Linked DNA regions of Mus musculus: region 1 is linked to region 2. Evidence: chromatin loops called from intact Hi-C (ENCODE). Cell type or tissue: heart. All regions are shown on one strand.

Region 1 (8,000 bases), 370 kb after region 2:
GCAAAGGTGATTGAATAAAGAAGTCAATAAATGTCGTTCAATCACTATATAACACAAAACAAAACAGACAATCATCTGAAAAAAATGTAGAAAAAACAACTGGCAAAATCCAACATCTTTTATATAAATGAAAAAGCTCTGGTGATGTAATTCAATATAATAATTAGGCAAAGTATAACTCCGCAGCCGATATAATCAGAAAAAGACAAGAAAAGGAAACCACAGACCAATATTTCCAATGAACACAGATGAAAAATCCTCACCAAGAATCCTGTTCTCATTGTACTGTTAAAGAGTTTAGACAAAGCCGTTGGGCAAGAAAAAAGTAAAGACATCCAAATAGAGTAGAATAGAAAATCGTCTCTGCTGCTATCGGCTTTCAAAAGTGGGGAGCACAATGTGTTGCTTCTTGTGGACAGTAACTAAGCAGAGAAGAGCAGCCCTAAGAGAGATTCGAATACAGTCTTTCTGGGGGCAGTTATAAACTATCACTTGCCTTAAAGACAGGGAAAAATGTGTGCCAAGATTTTACTAGAAGGTTCATCAGAGTTGTTCATTATATATATTTAAAAGTTTGAAACAGCAAGGGGAGGAGGGTGCACGCCTTTAATCCCAGTACTTGGGAGGCAGAGGCAGGTTGATCTCTGTGAGTTCAAGGCCAGCCTGGTCTATAAAGTGAGTTCTGAGACATCCAGGACTATACAAAGAGACCCTGTCTCAAACAAAACAAAACAAAACAAAACAAAACAAAACAAAACAAAACAAAACAAAACGTTGGAACAATGTAAGTGGACACCAGATAGAAATGCTCTACTGATATTAAAAATTATACATACTGAGGCAGATATGGTGACATACTCTTTTGATCCCAACACTCAGGAGGTAGGAAGGAGTGGTGGGCAAATCTTTGGGTGACTTTAGAGCCAGCCTGTTTTATATAATGAATCCCTGACAGCCAGGGCCACTATATAGTGGTGGGTGTGTGTGTGTGTGTGTGTGTGTGTGTATGTATGTGTGTGTGTGTGTCAAGATGTATTTAATGCAATATTCAGCTACTAGCTACGACAGGTAAAGAGACAGCTCAGCAGTTAAGAGCCCTTGTTCTTGTTCTTGCCGAGGACCCAGGTTCAATTCTTAGCACCAACGCAGAGGCTGACCATCGTCTGTAACTCCAGTCGCAGGGATGCAGTGCTCTCTTCTGACCTCCTCAGGCACCAGGCACACACGTGGTGCATACATACATAGAAGCAAAACACTCACACACATAAAATAAAAAGTCTTACAAAAGACAAACATGGCTCTATGGGGTCAAATTCCATGTTTGTATGAGCACAGAGGCCTGAGCTGAAAAAACCTCAGCAGGATGCAGAAAAACCTCAGCAGTAGTCTTCCCTAGAAGTCAAATTATGATAGGCTCAAGGGAGTCCCTGGAGTCACAACCAGCTGGAGCTGCCTGCTCTTTCCCATCTTGTTAGGTCTGCTACCCTTAAGCTCAGAAGTTCCCAGTGGTGTTTGTTTGTTTGTTTGTTTGTTGTTTTTGTTGTCCTTATTTCTGTTTGCTGTTTGTTTTATTTTCTCGAGGCAGGGTTTCTCTGGGTAGCCCTGGCTACCTACAGAGCCCTGGAACTCACTCTGTAGACCAGGCGGCCTTGAACTTGCGATCCACCTGCCTCTGCCTCCAGAGTGCTGAGGTTAAAAACACGCACCCACACCACCCGGGCTCATCCGTCTCCATCTTCACCACTCCCAGCCCCGTGTTACTGTCGCCTCACTCTCTGGATCTAGCCACACTGTTCTCTTAGCATTTCTTCAAATGTATTATGTCCACTCTTGTTTCAGGGCTCTTCTTGCTCCTCCGCTGTCCCCACGGCCCCCTCACTGGAAATTGCCTTATTTATTGTATGTAAATACTAGTTCTCACTCCCAGCATTCCTTGCCTTCCTTGGTCTGCCTAGCCCTGGAAGCAGACTTGTCACCAGCTCTGCAGATAGCACAGCCTCTGTGACTCGGGTCTGTCTTCTCTAGAGGGCAAGTTATTTAACAGCAAAGTTGCTCTTGTCTCCCCTAGACTTGGGTGACCATGACAGTTACCAGGTGGGAAGGCAAACACAATGTATCAATAGTGTGGCAGGCAGACAGGCTGAGTACACGTGACAACTGGCATTGCTTCATTTTATTATTTAAAAAAAAAAACATGGAATCTTTTCGCATTCTGTGAAGTCATTCAAAGGGTTGTACCACTTTATACAGAACAAAACAAGCCAAGAGACGGGTGAAAGTAATTCCTTCCAAGGTCATGTCGCAGGCGGCTGAGCTGGGATTTGAACAGGGCTCGCATTGGTTGGCAGTTTCCTCTTTGCACTTGCTTCTCACAGGGAAGCCTAGGACTGCTGGCATCATCGCTGTCTGAGCACTTGTCAGAAAGGCACTTCGCTGGCTCTGACCTACAGAGTGGGAACCTGCCCTGGACATACACTCTAAGAAGCCCTGCTTGGTGGCTCCAAAGTTCAAGTCTGCTGTGTGGATGGGGTCTCCGGCTTAGCCGCTGTGCCCAGTGCCCTTCAGGACAATCTAATACCTGCTCCCGGGGGAGGGGAGGCTTAGCCCTGACAGAATCCTTTGGCTTTCTGTCCAGCTGTTCCTCAAGCCTCAGGGGAGAACCGAAGTGATGTGTTAGTGAAAGTGCAGCCCTGCTTCTGTGCAAGAACCGTCTCGGAGTTGTTTCTTCTAGCGGGGAGAAACATCTCTTGCTTTTCTTAAGGGACGACAGAGCAGACCTGGAGTAGAAGTCGTTTCTATTTGAGGCCCCACCCCCACCCCCACCCCGGACAGACCGGAGAGGCTGTCGACCCTCCTTTCATTGGGGTTATTGGTACCTAGACGCTCCCTCTGGCGCTCAGTTTTATTAGCATAAAACACTCTCAGATTTGACCTTGACAGAGAAAAGGGCTTAGAGTGAGACCGGAACCTTTTCCTAAATCCAATACAAAACAAAGACCTTGTATTCCCAGGCGGGAAGGGAAGAGGGGTGGGGAGAGCAGTCATGAAAACGCGCCAGCAGAGGGCGCCACAGCCCCATTAGTCTCTGCCCACTGAACTTCCCAGAAGCCAAAGCAGCCAGGATGCAACGGGGACTAGACAAACTAGGAGTCTAGACCCTGGGTACCACCTTGGGATTTTGTGGATCTCCGGGCGCCTGATGATACAGACTCGTGTGTTTACTAGTGTTCATTCTCAGAGAGATTAGTCCCAGACAAAGCCAGTACATGAATCTACAGTAAAGAGATTGTCATCCAACCTTTCGTACACTTCACCAGCGTTGGCTGAGTGAGTGTGTGAGCCAGGCCCAGGGCTACAGAGCATGTCCTCAGAAAATCGGGTTACTGTGGCTAGGTGCTAAGGCTGACCTCTTAAAACCTTTTAAATATTTAAATGGGGGAGAAAAGAGCACTATTTTTTATTTTAACTTCTAGAATCAAATAAAGGTTATATGGAACGGTGGAGAAGAGAAAGTGTGGAGAGAAAAGGAAGAAAGAAGATACACAAGAGTTGGGGACAGGAAGAGCAATCGTATTTTAATTCGTCTCTTATATACATAAAGTGCTAGACAAAGTCCAGTTTTGTCAACCTCCCATTTGCCCTACTAGACCCTAACTTGGGGCTCACGTCTGCAGATCTACTCCAAAATTCAGCACGTGTAGCCTGGCTGGCTGGCTGGCATAGAAGCCACACTCTCGGCTTCTCTCACAGCACCCCTCCCTGTCTGCACCCCTGCACACCCAGGGCTCTTCTCAGCTCCTGACGCTCCACACTGCAGCCCTACCAGGAAGATGTGCAAGTTAAAAGCCTGATTAGTCTCCTTGATAAATTCCCAGACAGTGGGCTAAAGGGAAGTGGCACCGGGCTGCTTGTGCTGAGGATGTGTTGGGGGCACCTGCCAGTGGGCTCTTGTCCTCTTAGCACACTGGTTCTCAGCCTTCCTAATGCTGTGGTCCTTCAATACAGTTCCCCAAGTTGTAATGATCCCGACCACATTATTTATGTTGCTACTTCATGATTGTAATTTTGCTACTGTTATGAATCGTTATGTAAATATCGGTGCTTTCTGATGGTCTTAGGCGACCTGATGTGAAAGGGTCATTTGACCTTCCCCTTACCAAGGGGTCACGACCCACAGGTTAGCAACCCCTGTCTTAGACAGAACAGCTTTCTGGGGAGATCTCTGAGCAGCCCAGAGCTAACTCTCTAAACAGATTTGAAGGGTGTGTCAGCAGGTTCTGTGCAGCTCTGTGTGTGCACTTGGGTGAGACCAGAGAGAGGTCAACCCAAGGAAAAGGATGAGCCATCAGGCCTGACTCTGGAAAACCGCTGAGCTGGGAAGAATTGCCTTGCTGTGACAGCTTACAGGCCTGGCTCTCTGGGGACCCCCACTGAGAGCGCCCCACCCCCACCCCCCCCCCCCCCCCCCCCCCCCCCCCCGGCCAGCGTTTTGTGCTGCAAACAGATAATCCTGGGCAGTCCGACTGCCCACACAGCATTCTCCTGGAGTCAGAGGTCCTGCTTGCAAAGTCCTGTCTCAGTGCTGAGGGGTGGGCTGAGATGGGGGCTGGGACTTTCCTAGAGAGTCTTCAGGTGGGAAGTACATGAAGACCACCAGAATCAGACCGGACCATCGCAAAGACAAGATCCTTCTCCATCACGTTCCACCCACAAGCAGGATTCACCTGCGACCCTCTGTGATGAGTCCGCATTAGAATGTGCTTGCTGCCAGGCATATCTATCTGTGCCTGACCTTTGCCTCCCAGAGTCCCGACTACAAACATACCTGCTTGCCACTTCTTTGTAAAGCTCTGATGGCTACCCAGGGAGAAGAAAAGCTGTTCCCTCTCAGGTCTTGGTAGGACAAGACCAAGGGAGCTCTCACGAAAGACGGAGACAACTGACAGGAGAGCAAAGGAGAATGAAGGGGTATTCAACCATAAGAAGAAAGTGATAGAAGATCCCATAGTGTCCATGAACCTTGAAGATACTCCACTTACTGAAAACAACGGGTATGCTCCTTTAATCCCAGCACTAGAGAAGCAGAGGTAGGCGGTAGGAGTTCGAGGCCAGCCTGGTCTACAAAGTGAGTTTCAGGACAGCTAGGGCTACATATCAAAACTTTCTCAGAGATGGATGGATGGATAGATAGATAGATTATACAAATCTTCAAGCTTACAGGATGGCTGAAAGGAGCTGGGATGACTGGTTATATGAAATTTTTGGTGTGTGTGTGAAGAAATGTTCTGAAATTTGCTGCTGGTGACATTTGCCTAACCGTGACTCTACTGAATAGCATATTGTACCATTTAGTGTGCCCTTTGTCCCGTGTATATTGACTCTCAATTTGTCTTAAGCTTAAGCGGTGGCTCCACAACTCTGTGGCTATGAATTTTTTCTACAAAACAATAACATAAAGCAAACACAACAACATGTCTCAGCTAAAGTACCACCTCCTCCAGGAAGCCTCCATGACTGCCATGCTGAACTTCAGCAATTCAACATCAACACACACATCATCCAGTCGCAGAGCCTGACCACCTACAGAGCCTGGAGAGGCCTTGCTGCAGCATCCCTGGGAGCTTGTTAGGTGTGCAGCATCTCAGGTCCCAAGACCAAGGAGCCAGGTCTGCATTCCAGCAAGATCCCGGGTAAGCAAGGGATAACTAAAAGCTGGTGAGGCGATGTGCTTGAGTCTACCCACCTCCCGCCACAGAAGACACTCAAGTGCCTGGACTTCCATGTCTACCAAATGTGATCTCATCTTTGCCGGTTCCACATTCACACATACTAGGCCTACAAGAACACTCGGGGGCCTCAGCACTAAAGCCAGCCCTACTCTGACTTTTAACACCAGAAGAGAGACAAACTGGAAGGGCTTTTGGCCACATTAAAGTGTAAAGGAATTCCCAGCCTCCTGGCAGGGTGTCCACATGCCCTTTCCTATTAGCTGAAAGCAACACTCGACTCTTGAGCTGTGTGGGAAATGTACAAGGACAAGGTGAGGTTTGCACAAACTGTAAGATTGGTTTTGATTTCTTTGAGACAGTCTATGTCACCCAGGCTGGCCTCAAATTCTCCATTCTCCTGCTGAAGCTCCTGAGTGCCAGGGTTATAAGACTGTGCCACTACATTCAGCTAAAATGGTGTATGAATTGCAACTCTGGGGCCCTGTCTCGCTTGAGAAACCCACACCCACGCTTCTTGGCCACGTACAATGGTCTATTTCCTCAAAGTCAGTCTTCCTCCCTCTCCCTCTCCCTCTCTTTCCTCCTTCATGCTTAAATCTACAGTAAAACCTTTTATTTAAAAATATTTTATCTCTATTATTTTTAAATCATGTGTGTGTAAGTGTGTCAGTTTACAGAAAGTGGGGACAGCGAGCATGTAAACTACACTACAGTGAGACCATCAGCAAAACATGCAGGAGACACACCCCAGTGCTTCTACGAGTAGACTGGAAAGAAAACACGGGCCAGAAGAATAACCTATAGATTAATACACGCTAAAACAGACACCACTTGTTTAGTTTAGTCAGCATCTAAACTGAACTCAAGAGTCTCTGATTCAGTCTCTAAAAGTCTTCATGCATGGTGCTGTAAGGGAACGTGAACACTAGGAAATGTTCATTTGTTTTGGTGCGTGGGGAGTTGTGATTACAAACCATGTTCTTCCTGTGTGATTTGCTAACACATTTACAGACAGCATAAATATGAAACCCAAGGTATACCTCAAAACAGTGCAAGAGAGGCTGAGGTGATGGGGGTGGGGAGTGCTGGCTTGGCCTTGTGGGGCTGGGACACGTAGGTACACACTTCTTCAAGATGCTATCCTGTTTACCTCCGTGCATGTTCAAAAGTCCAAAGCAAATGAAGCCAAAACAAAAACCAGATGTGTAAAACGTAACAATAGATGGTACATTATGAACTATTGACTTAAGAGAAGCAAATATATACAAAACAGAAATGAATTTAAGGATCCCTTAACTGCGTAGGAAAAATAAAGTGCAGTGTGGTTCAGTGGTTAAGAACGTGTGCTTCTCTTAGAGAAGACTTGAGTTCAATACCCAGCACCCACGGCTAGTGGGTCACAACTGTCTGTAACTCCAGTTCCAGTGGGGATTCGACGCCCTCTTCTGGCCTGTGCGGGCACTGCATGCACACACATGCCTCCCCCACAACCCATCCAACCACAAACACACACACACACACAATTTAAAAGACGAAAATAATCTTTTTAAAAGGTCAATAAATATTTTTCCTTGTTTTCCCACATCCATGCTTCTGAAATGTAATAGCTTGCTTTCATAGGCGCTTCAGAGAATTAAAACTTTTATGTTACTAAAATCTAAGAAGAGTTAAAGGGGAAAAAATCCAAGGAAGGTTGGGTTTCAGAAATGAGCATAGCTCTAGGCCACCAATGGAAGGCCTGAGAACCAGCTGCAGGTGCATTGGTGTCTGGGTCAAACAAGAACGTGGAGTCCCCTGTTTAGCATCCCTGTATACACTCCAGGGTCAGAGCTGTGGTCTGAGCCTTGCCTGCGGGGGGAGCGGGGCATTCTGGACACTGTGAACAGGAAGGCTGGTGCTAAAGCAATTGAATCAAGCTCTCTGCTGGCAGCCTGAGGCGGCAGAGGTTCTAAATACTCTTCAGCTGACTCAAGTCCACCGCCAGAGGGAAGACTTCCGGTGTAGTGAAGGGAGGAGGGGTTTAAACACAGAGGAGCAAATGAGCGGTGGTCCACTCTGCTGTAACCTCTCCTGGGTAAGTGGAGAATGGAGCTGCCAGGGAGACATTAGGCAGCCACCTTTGCCCTGTTTGCTATGAGTCACTTGAGGGCATTTGGAGACAGTTGTGTCCAGTCTGAGTCATTTCTCTCTCAGGTGTGGCCGAGAGCCCAGCGGGGCCAAACTTTGGCTTTTCTGGGCCGAGATGAGGGCTCCTTTGGTTGTGGGTTTTTA
Region 2 (8,000 bases):
TGGCCTGTGGGCATGTCTGTGGGGCATTTTCTTGATTGCTAATTGATGTATAATGGTCCAGCCCACTGGGAGTGGTACCATCTCTGGGCAGATGGGCCTGGGCAATTCCTCCATGGTTTCTGCTTCAGTTCCTGATAGAAGTGTAAGCCAAATAAACCCTTTCCTTCCCAAGTTGATTCTGGTCAGAGTGGTTTATCCCAGCAACAGAAAATCTAACTAGACCACTGAGTGTCATCTATGGATTGGTACAATGCTAAGCTGGGGACACAATAGGCCTATAGGGGGAGAGTCATGAGGTAGTTACTCTAACAATGATAGTGACATAAATAACAGAAACCTCACTGGTCAAGCCTGGCAGAGAGTGGGGAGTAGTGTCTGAGAAGATGGGTGTGGCTCTGAAGACTCTAAATTCTTCTTTTCTGAAGTAGCAGTCACTTGGTCCCCCGTACTCACCCGGTGTAAAGGGAAGAGGAGGCTTTTCCTGATACTGACCACGACAGGCCAAAATATCAGCAAAGTTAACACCACAGAAATGAACATCAACTCTGACCTGCAGAAGAAACACAGCACAACAAAACAGAGACGTATACACCCTAGAGACAATGTTCATTCAGTAATAATGCATTTCAAAAGGGCTACTGAACGAATGACAACCATATGCCAGACAATGAACCATGAGCCAGATTATCAGGAGGCAAAATGGACCGAGTTTCTGCCGTTGTGGACCTATAAGTATAGCAGAAAAGGCACCAACTAAATAATAATAAAGCTAACAAAGCCATATGTTGTTGAGTCAGAATCTCACTATGTAGCCCAGGCTGGCCTCAAACTCACTATGTAGTCCATGCTGGCCTCAAACTTAAAATCTTCCCTGTGGCCTCTCAAAATTATAAACCTGAACCACCATGCGTGGCTCATATGTGTTAAATTATAACCTAACATAAAGTCTTAAAGGTAGGAGAAAGCACATGATGAGGGTATGTGACCTCTTGAGGAATGCCAAGGAAAACTAGGAAAGTAACCCTTGCACTAGTAAAAGCCAAGAGTTAATGATTCAAACTTGGAGGTGAACGCTTGGTGCTTGGCACAGACAAAAGCTATGGCGTGTGCAGATGCCCTGCGTGAGGGACAAAAGAAAAACTAGCAAGTCTAGAACTGGAAGAGGAGAGAGCGACAAGGAGTGAGAGCTCCACACTACACTGAGATTTGTAGGTCTGAACTGAGGAAGGTCCTTCATACTGGGAACAACAGAACGCCACTAAGCAGGGGGTTGCGGCGTTGTCTGAGCAAAGGCAATATGCTGGAATTTGAGTAGCTCGAACCCGGGAGGACAGCCTAGATCCCTGTCTTCTATGCTCTTGACAAAGTCATCACTGAGGTAGAACTACAACCACATGGCCAGCAGTTTCTCTAGAGCAGTGGTTTTCAACCTTCCTAATGCTGCGACCATTTAACACAGTTCCTCATGTGGTGGTGAGCCCCAACCATAAAATTATTTTCATTGCTACTTCATAACCGCAATTTGCTACTGTCATGAGTTGTAAGGTAAATGCCTTGGTATGCAAGGTATCTGAGATGGGACCCCTGTGAAAGGGTCATCTGTAGTGGCTATTCCTGGTTGTCAACTTGACTATATTTGGAATGAACTACAATCCAGAATTGAAAGGCTCACCAGTGACCCTTATCTGGAGGCTTGGAGATCCTTATCTGGATCTTGGTTAGGAGATCTTGAGCCATAGTGGCTATGGATTCCAGAAGATTAAATCTCCGAGTTTAAGGAACACACCTTTAATCTGGGCTACACCTTTGATCTGGGATTAAAGGTGTGGTGGAACACACCTTTAATCTGGGCTACACCTTCTGTTGGAAACAATATAAGGACATTGGAAGAAGGGAGTCTAGCTCTGGCTCCTTCGCCTGCTTGCTGTGTGAGACTGAGTAACTGCTAGATCCTTGGACTTCCATTCACAGCTGCGACTGAACAATTGTTGGGAATTGGGCTGCCGACTGTAAGTCATCAATAAATTCCTTTACTATCTAGAGACTGTCCATAAGTTCTGTGACTCTAGAGAACCCTGACTAATACAGTCATCCAACCCCTAAAGGGGTCACAATCCATAGCTGAGAACCACTACTCTAGACCTTTTGAGGAGCCAGTGAGTTTCAAAAGGTGGTGGGTCCAGGACCATCATCACTGGCATCATCTGCGATTTGGTTAGAAATTCAAACTTCACCTTGTGTTGGGGTGAAGTTTGCCCTTAACGACAGCACTGAGAAGACAGAGATGGGCAGATTTCTATGAGTTCCAGGCCAGCTAGGGATACATAATGAGACTCTTGTCTTAAAAAAAAAAAAAAAAAAAAGAAGTTCCAACTTTGAGGCCACACCCCATACTGACTCATACATGGGAAGATAGGAGAGGCTCAGCAACCTGTCTGAACAGGCCCAGAGAACTCTGGTGCTCATCAGAGAATGCAGCCCACAAGGGTGGGGATCCCAAAAGGTGCCAGCTGGAATCCCAGATCAATGTGCTCTACGTGTTTACGTTTACTGGAGAGGTGGCGGGTTGGTTAGAAGCCATTCTTTATCTATCAAAATCATTCATTTCTCAGTTCTTTAAGTATGTGCCACATGCCAGGGCCCGTTGCAAACTCCAGGGATTTAAAGGCAAAGAAAAATAACATAAAAACACTCTCAGAAGCTAGCTCCTTACAATGCAAACAGCAAAACTGGGGAGCCCATGCCTCCGCATCCAAAAACTGGAGTACTTATTGACTGGTGGATAGCATGTCCACTGTCCTCAAGACACTCCACCTTGGTTTAAAAACAACTTAGCCAAGAGTAGGGAGGCATTTCTGCACTCCGGAGACTGACACAAGAAGACTGTAAGTTCAGTTCCAGCCTGGATGACATGGTGTTATCCCAGAAATGAATGACTCAAGATGAGGGAAGTTGAATGGCTGTGATCACCCTCTCTTCCAATAATCTGTTTTAACCACAGGCCCCATTTGGGTGACCTTTACAACTGTAGCTGCATCTCTGCCTCTCATGAGCGACCCCTAACATGAAGATACTCTTGCGTACTCCACCCTGTTTCAAATTGTCATTCTCTACTACATATGTGTCACACGCTGTCACCAAAGTGGTCAACAGGCAAGGCCAAGGTGACTTCCACATTTCCTGGCAGGAAAAGGATCTCATCCCAAATTACAGCAGGACATAAGAGGAGCCCAGGCTTGTATTCTTCATGAGATAGATTGGGATGGGGGCAATGGTTCGGGGACCCGTACATAATTTGATACTGACCCTGAAGAGGGGCTAAGCAAAGGATAAGGGTCCTTTTGTCTGTATTGTTATGTAAAGTCCTGTGTAAATCAGACACAGTTTCTAAGGCAACGGCTCTGGAGCTCTCTGAGAGGCCTATGCTTGAGATTTGAGGGAGGGCTTCCTTGACATTTCTAGCCTTTCCGTGAACCTTGAAAGGGCTTGACCTTCCAACCTAAAGTGGGTGCGCTCCAGCCTCTGGTCGCCCCCTACGCTTGGGAACTAGGATTTTGACCGAAGCAGGAAGCCCACGAGTGCTGGGCCGAGAAAGTCAGAGGCTCTGAACTATACAAGGAGGCATCCCGGGGTCAAGCTTGTCACCCTACCTCCTGTGGCCCGACGGGGCGGGGAGCCACCTCTTGAATGGTCAGGGGCTGCTTCAACTCGGTGCAGAGTGCAGCTCGGTAGTGCCGGCCTTGGCCCTGCCAGGCTTGCCTGCAACAAAGAAAAGGGAGCTGGTTTTCTCAGCAGTACCCCTGGGGTCTGTAAGGGGGCCGGGGGGGGGGCGGGGGGGGGGGGAGTTGGGCTTGCACCTGCAGAGCCACACCGGAGGGAGGCAACGCGTACACAGCCTTGCTGCCATGGCCAGCTGAAGTCGCGAGGGGCGTGGCCAGCATGTGGCAGGAAGAGCTCTGGGGAGAGCGGAAAGGCGTCCCAGGACGTGCCTGCTCTGGCCGGGTGACCTGACCGGCAGGCGGAGCTCTTGTCTGTCTGTGCAGGGGACTGTCAGCCCCACACCACTTCTAGGGTTAGACCAAACAGTGTGTGCAACCCTTGATCTCTTCGCTGGTTCTGGAAAACAAAAAGGAAGCATGAGGGAAATGATTCGATCACCCCAGATTAAGAGTCTTTGAGACAGGGTCTCATTAGGTAGCTCTCACAGTGTTGACCAGGCTGGCCTAGAACATGTCATCTTCCTGCCTCTTGTTTCCTGAGTGCTGGAACTACAGGGTGTGCCTGGAAGACTATTAAATCTGTGTTTGGTAACATTTCAGTAGTAGTTCTGGGGTTCTTTCTAAGAAAGAAGTCCAAAATGCACAGGTGAATCCTTTGATGTCTACATTTGAACTGCTAGAGTTCTTGCCACTAATTTTCTCACACAGGACTAATTATGATAAAAAAAACTAAACTGTTACCAATAGTCTGGTGTTAACTGATCCTGAACAAATCCAAAGAGAATATCCAATTAAAGACAAGCCAGCTGGGCACACGCCTGTAATCCCAGGGCCCAGGAGACAGAGACAAGAAAACTGAACATTCGAATCAGCCAGAGCTACATTGTAAGACCTGTCTCCGATAAAAATAAAAATAAATTAACATGATGACACATGCCTTTAATCCCATCACTCAGAAGGCAAAGATAGGTAAATCTTGGTAAATTTGAGGCCAACTTAGTCTACATAGCCAGTTCCTGGCCAGCCAGGACTACATAGAGAAACCCTGTCTTAAAATATTAGTTAGTAAAAAAATAAATAAAAAGTCAGCCCAAAACTTAATGACTCTCATGCTCCAAAGGTTTACCCCTTGGTAAATGTGATTCAGTGATGACATAAGCCTTAGGGGCACAGGTATGCCCTAGAAGAACCAAAAATAATACTACTGTCTATATGAAATAGTATATAAAATTGCTTTGGCATTGGCAAGATAACTGAGTGGGTAAGGGTGCTTGCTATCAAGGTTGATAAGCTAAATTCAACCCCCAGACGTCACATGGTAGAAAGAGAGACCCTACTCCCAAAAATTGTCCTTTAACCTCCAAATGCTGACCTTACACATGAACCATGTACATGTATGTACACACACACACACACACACACACGTTAGTATTAGATGTAGATCTATCTGACCTATTTAAAACAGCAAGTGACTATACGCCAGCAATGTATGTGAGGTACATGCTATGCTGGAAAGAATGGAAGACTATATCATTGGATAAATAGATTTAACGACAGCATGGCATCTTTGGAAGACATCTGGCCAGAGGGTATAGGCCACAGGTTGAAATCCAGTTCTACCACCTCTTTGGCCACCTCCCTAATGGTTCTCGCCCTCAATTAACTCTTCCATAAGAGAAGGCATTGAGCAGGAACGAACAGCAATTGAATGGAGGAAACTGTAAAGCGAAAAGGAAGGATGCATTTCTGAGTTTATGACCTAAAGGCTTTGAGGGCTGAGGAACCCAAGAACAAATAAGCCCCTCAGGTGTGCAGTAGGCGCTGTCATCATAATCGTACCCGTTGGGAATTTTCAGCTCCACATACAAACAACCGAAGGGAAGCAATGTCTACAATGGGAGATGATTTCTTTTAAAAAACCCATGGCTCCAATGAGACAGGCAGGAAAGCACTCTGTAAACGGCATATAAACCAAGCATGTAAGATGAACTTGGGACCTGGAGATGTAGCTCAGTGCTATGGTGCTCACCCTGGCAAACTAGAGGCCCTGGGTTCAATCTCCAGCAATGTGAAAAAAAGGAAAGATAGGAATAGTGGAGAAATCCATGTCACCACCAAATGGTCATCCTTAAGCCTGTAGTGTAACTCCAGAGTAGAGCACCAACCTAGACTGTAAGGCCCTGAGCTTGATCCATAGCAACGGGGATGGAGGAGGGAGTTCCTGGTTGCCAGGAAAGCCAACAGCAATAAATCTCTAACTTATGAAGTATGTAATGATTGTTTGTTCTGAGTATTAATTGTTATTGCTGTGTAGACCAGGCTGGCCTCAAACTCACAAGAGATCCAACTGGTACCTCCAGAGTGCTGGGATTAAAGGTATACACCACCACACCCAGGCCTAGCAACCATTTCTTAATCTTGTTTAATTTGTAGGATCTGTATAATGCATAACATTTTCAGTATTTAATAGATATGTACCTAATAAATTATTGAACGAGAACTCAGTTATCTAGTATTAATTTTCCAGGTAATTGGAAATAACACTAAGTATTAAGTCTCATATTTGTAATTAAGTGCTTTTACAGAAAGGTTTTCATGTGCAAGTATATGGGGGTGGGGGGGAATGTATGTGTGGTATAAGTTCATGTATGTACAAGGGTGAACATGTCTAGGTTCACACAGAGGCCAGAGAAGGATGTTAAGTATGTTACTCTCTCATTCTCTGCCTTTTCCCTTCAAGACAGAGTCTCTCACTAGACCCGGAGCTAGGCTGGCAGTAAACAAGCTCCAGGGATTCTCCTGTCTTCAACATCCCTCCCCCAAAACACACACAGTTCTGGGGATGGAGCGATGCACACGACCCCTTCAAGCTTTTGAGGAGGCTGCTGGGATTAAAACCAGGCCCTCCTGCTTGTACAGCGGGTACTCTTACTCACCAAGATGCCTATCCAGCTCCAGAAAAAGGTTCTATTGTTGTTTTCACAATATTCTGCCATTCTCAGAGAATATGAAGATCAAGGAGTGTAAGGAAAATTTTCAAGATGGCATTCAACATTTATGAAAAATCTAAAAAAAAAAGTAGAAATCTATTTAAGAGTCCTGAAGGCTGGAGAGATGGCTCAGTGGTTACAAGTACTGACTGCTTTTCCAGAGGACCTGAGTTCAATTCCCAGCAACCACATGGTGGCTCACAACCATCTGTAACGGGATTTGATGTCTTCTCCTGTTGTGTGTGAAGACAGAAAGCTATAGTATACTCACATACATAAAATAAGTAAATCTTTAAAAAGAAAAAAGAGTCTTGAAAGGTGTTGAAAATATTTTAGGTAATTGAAGTGATTTGCGCACTTATGTGTAAAAATAAGTTTGACGTCTACAGAGAGCAGTTAAAAGGGTGACAGGCTGTTTAATAGTGGTTTTCATAGTAGCAAGAGAGACATCTAGCTTATCCATCGAGACGTTGCCACACCTTACTGTCTACGTTCAGCTATTGCTTCTAGTTGTCCCCGGTTATTTAATTTTATTTGGGAGTGAGGTGGCAAGAAGAAACAAGAAGAATAAAAGTTGAGTGCTGTAGGAGATTAACATCGAGCAGCTAAATCTGAACACTCAGTCCTCTCTAAAGGAGGCAGGAGATTGATCACTGCCCTCTAAACCAGCTTGAACCAGCTTGAGGCTCATTAGGGAAGTAAAAGAGTAACAGCTGAGTCTTCCTTCTGGTGCATATCACACGGAGAGATAATATTTAACATCCAGAAGCTGCTGGAGAGCTGGGGGTGAAGAAGCAAGCCAAAGCCTGAGACGCAAACCGCTCTGTTTTCACAGGATAGTAGAAAACAGTATACGCTCAACTTAGGATGACGATGGGAAGGTACAAGAATCCTCCAACAGTAAAAATGCACCATCCAAAAACAGGGCTTGAAAGGAAAAGCTGCTGCTGCTGCCTCCAAGTTTACTTCTACGTCCAGCACATAGCAGTACTCAATTAATGCCAAGAGGGTGGGAAGCAAGGAGCTCTACCAGTTGCATAGGAAAGCTGCTGGCCCCACACAACTGAAGCCACAAATCCCAAAGGTTGTTTGTTTGTTTATTTGTTTATTTAGTATCTATCTATCATCTATCTATCAATCTGTTTAGTGTGTGTGTGTGTGTGTTCATTCATAAGTTTATGTGAGTTTATGTGTATCACATGCAGGAATGGAGGCCATAAGAGGGAGTCAGGTGCCCTAGAACTGGAGTCCCAGTTTTAAGGGCTCTTGCACATGCTTGCTTGCTCTCTCT

Evidence for each region. Peaks named below come from ENCODE experiments on the same cell type or tissue, not always from the same donor. Only the 100,000 strongest peaks of a DNase experiment are listed, where the experiment ranks them.
Region 1: a loop joins it to region 2, with 5 times the contacts of the local background. A loop is called at or near these places in 14 of 42 quality-filtered maps.

The regions. Positions count from the first base shown.
Region 1 is chr1:157,081,365-157,089,364 of GRCm38, reverse strand. It overlaps Gm30568 (a long non-coding RNA gene), which reads left to right and starts at 7,734. Exons shown (of 3, transcript XR_373631.2): 1 at 7,734-7,803. In heart, CTCF peaks have their summits at 3,067 (motif pointing right), 7,163 (motif pointing left) and 7,725; a DNase peak (open chromatin) is centred at 3,044; H3K4me3 peaks cover 898 bases; H3K27ac peaks cover 2,305 bases.
Region 2 is chr1:157,454,503-157,462,502 of GRCm38, reverse strand. It overlaps Cryzl2 (crystallin zeta like 2), which reads right to left and starts at 3,935. Exons shown (of 10, transcript NM_001033284.2): 1 at 3,858-3,935; 2 at 3,651-3,759; 3 at 454-550. The coding sequence starts at 3,907. In heart, CTCF peaks have their summits at 3,804 and 4,008; a DNase peak (open chromatin) is centred at 3,952; H3K4me3 peaks cover 945 bases; H3K27ac peaks cover 1,220 bases.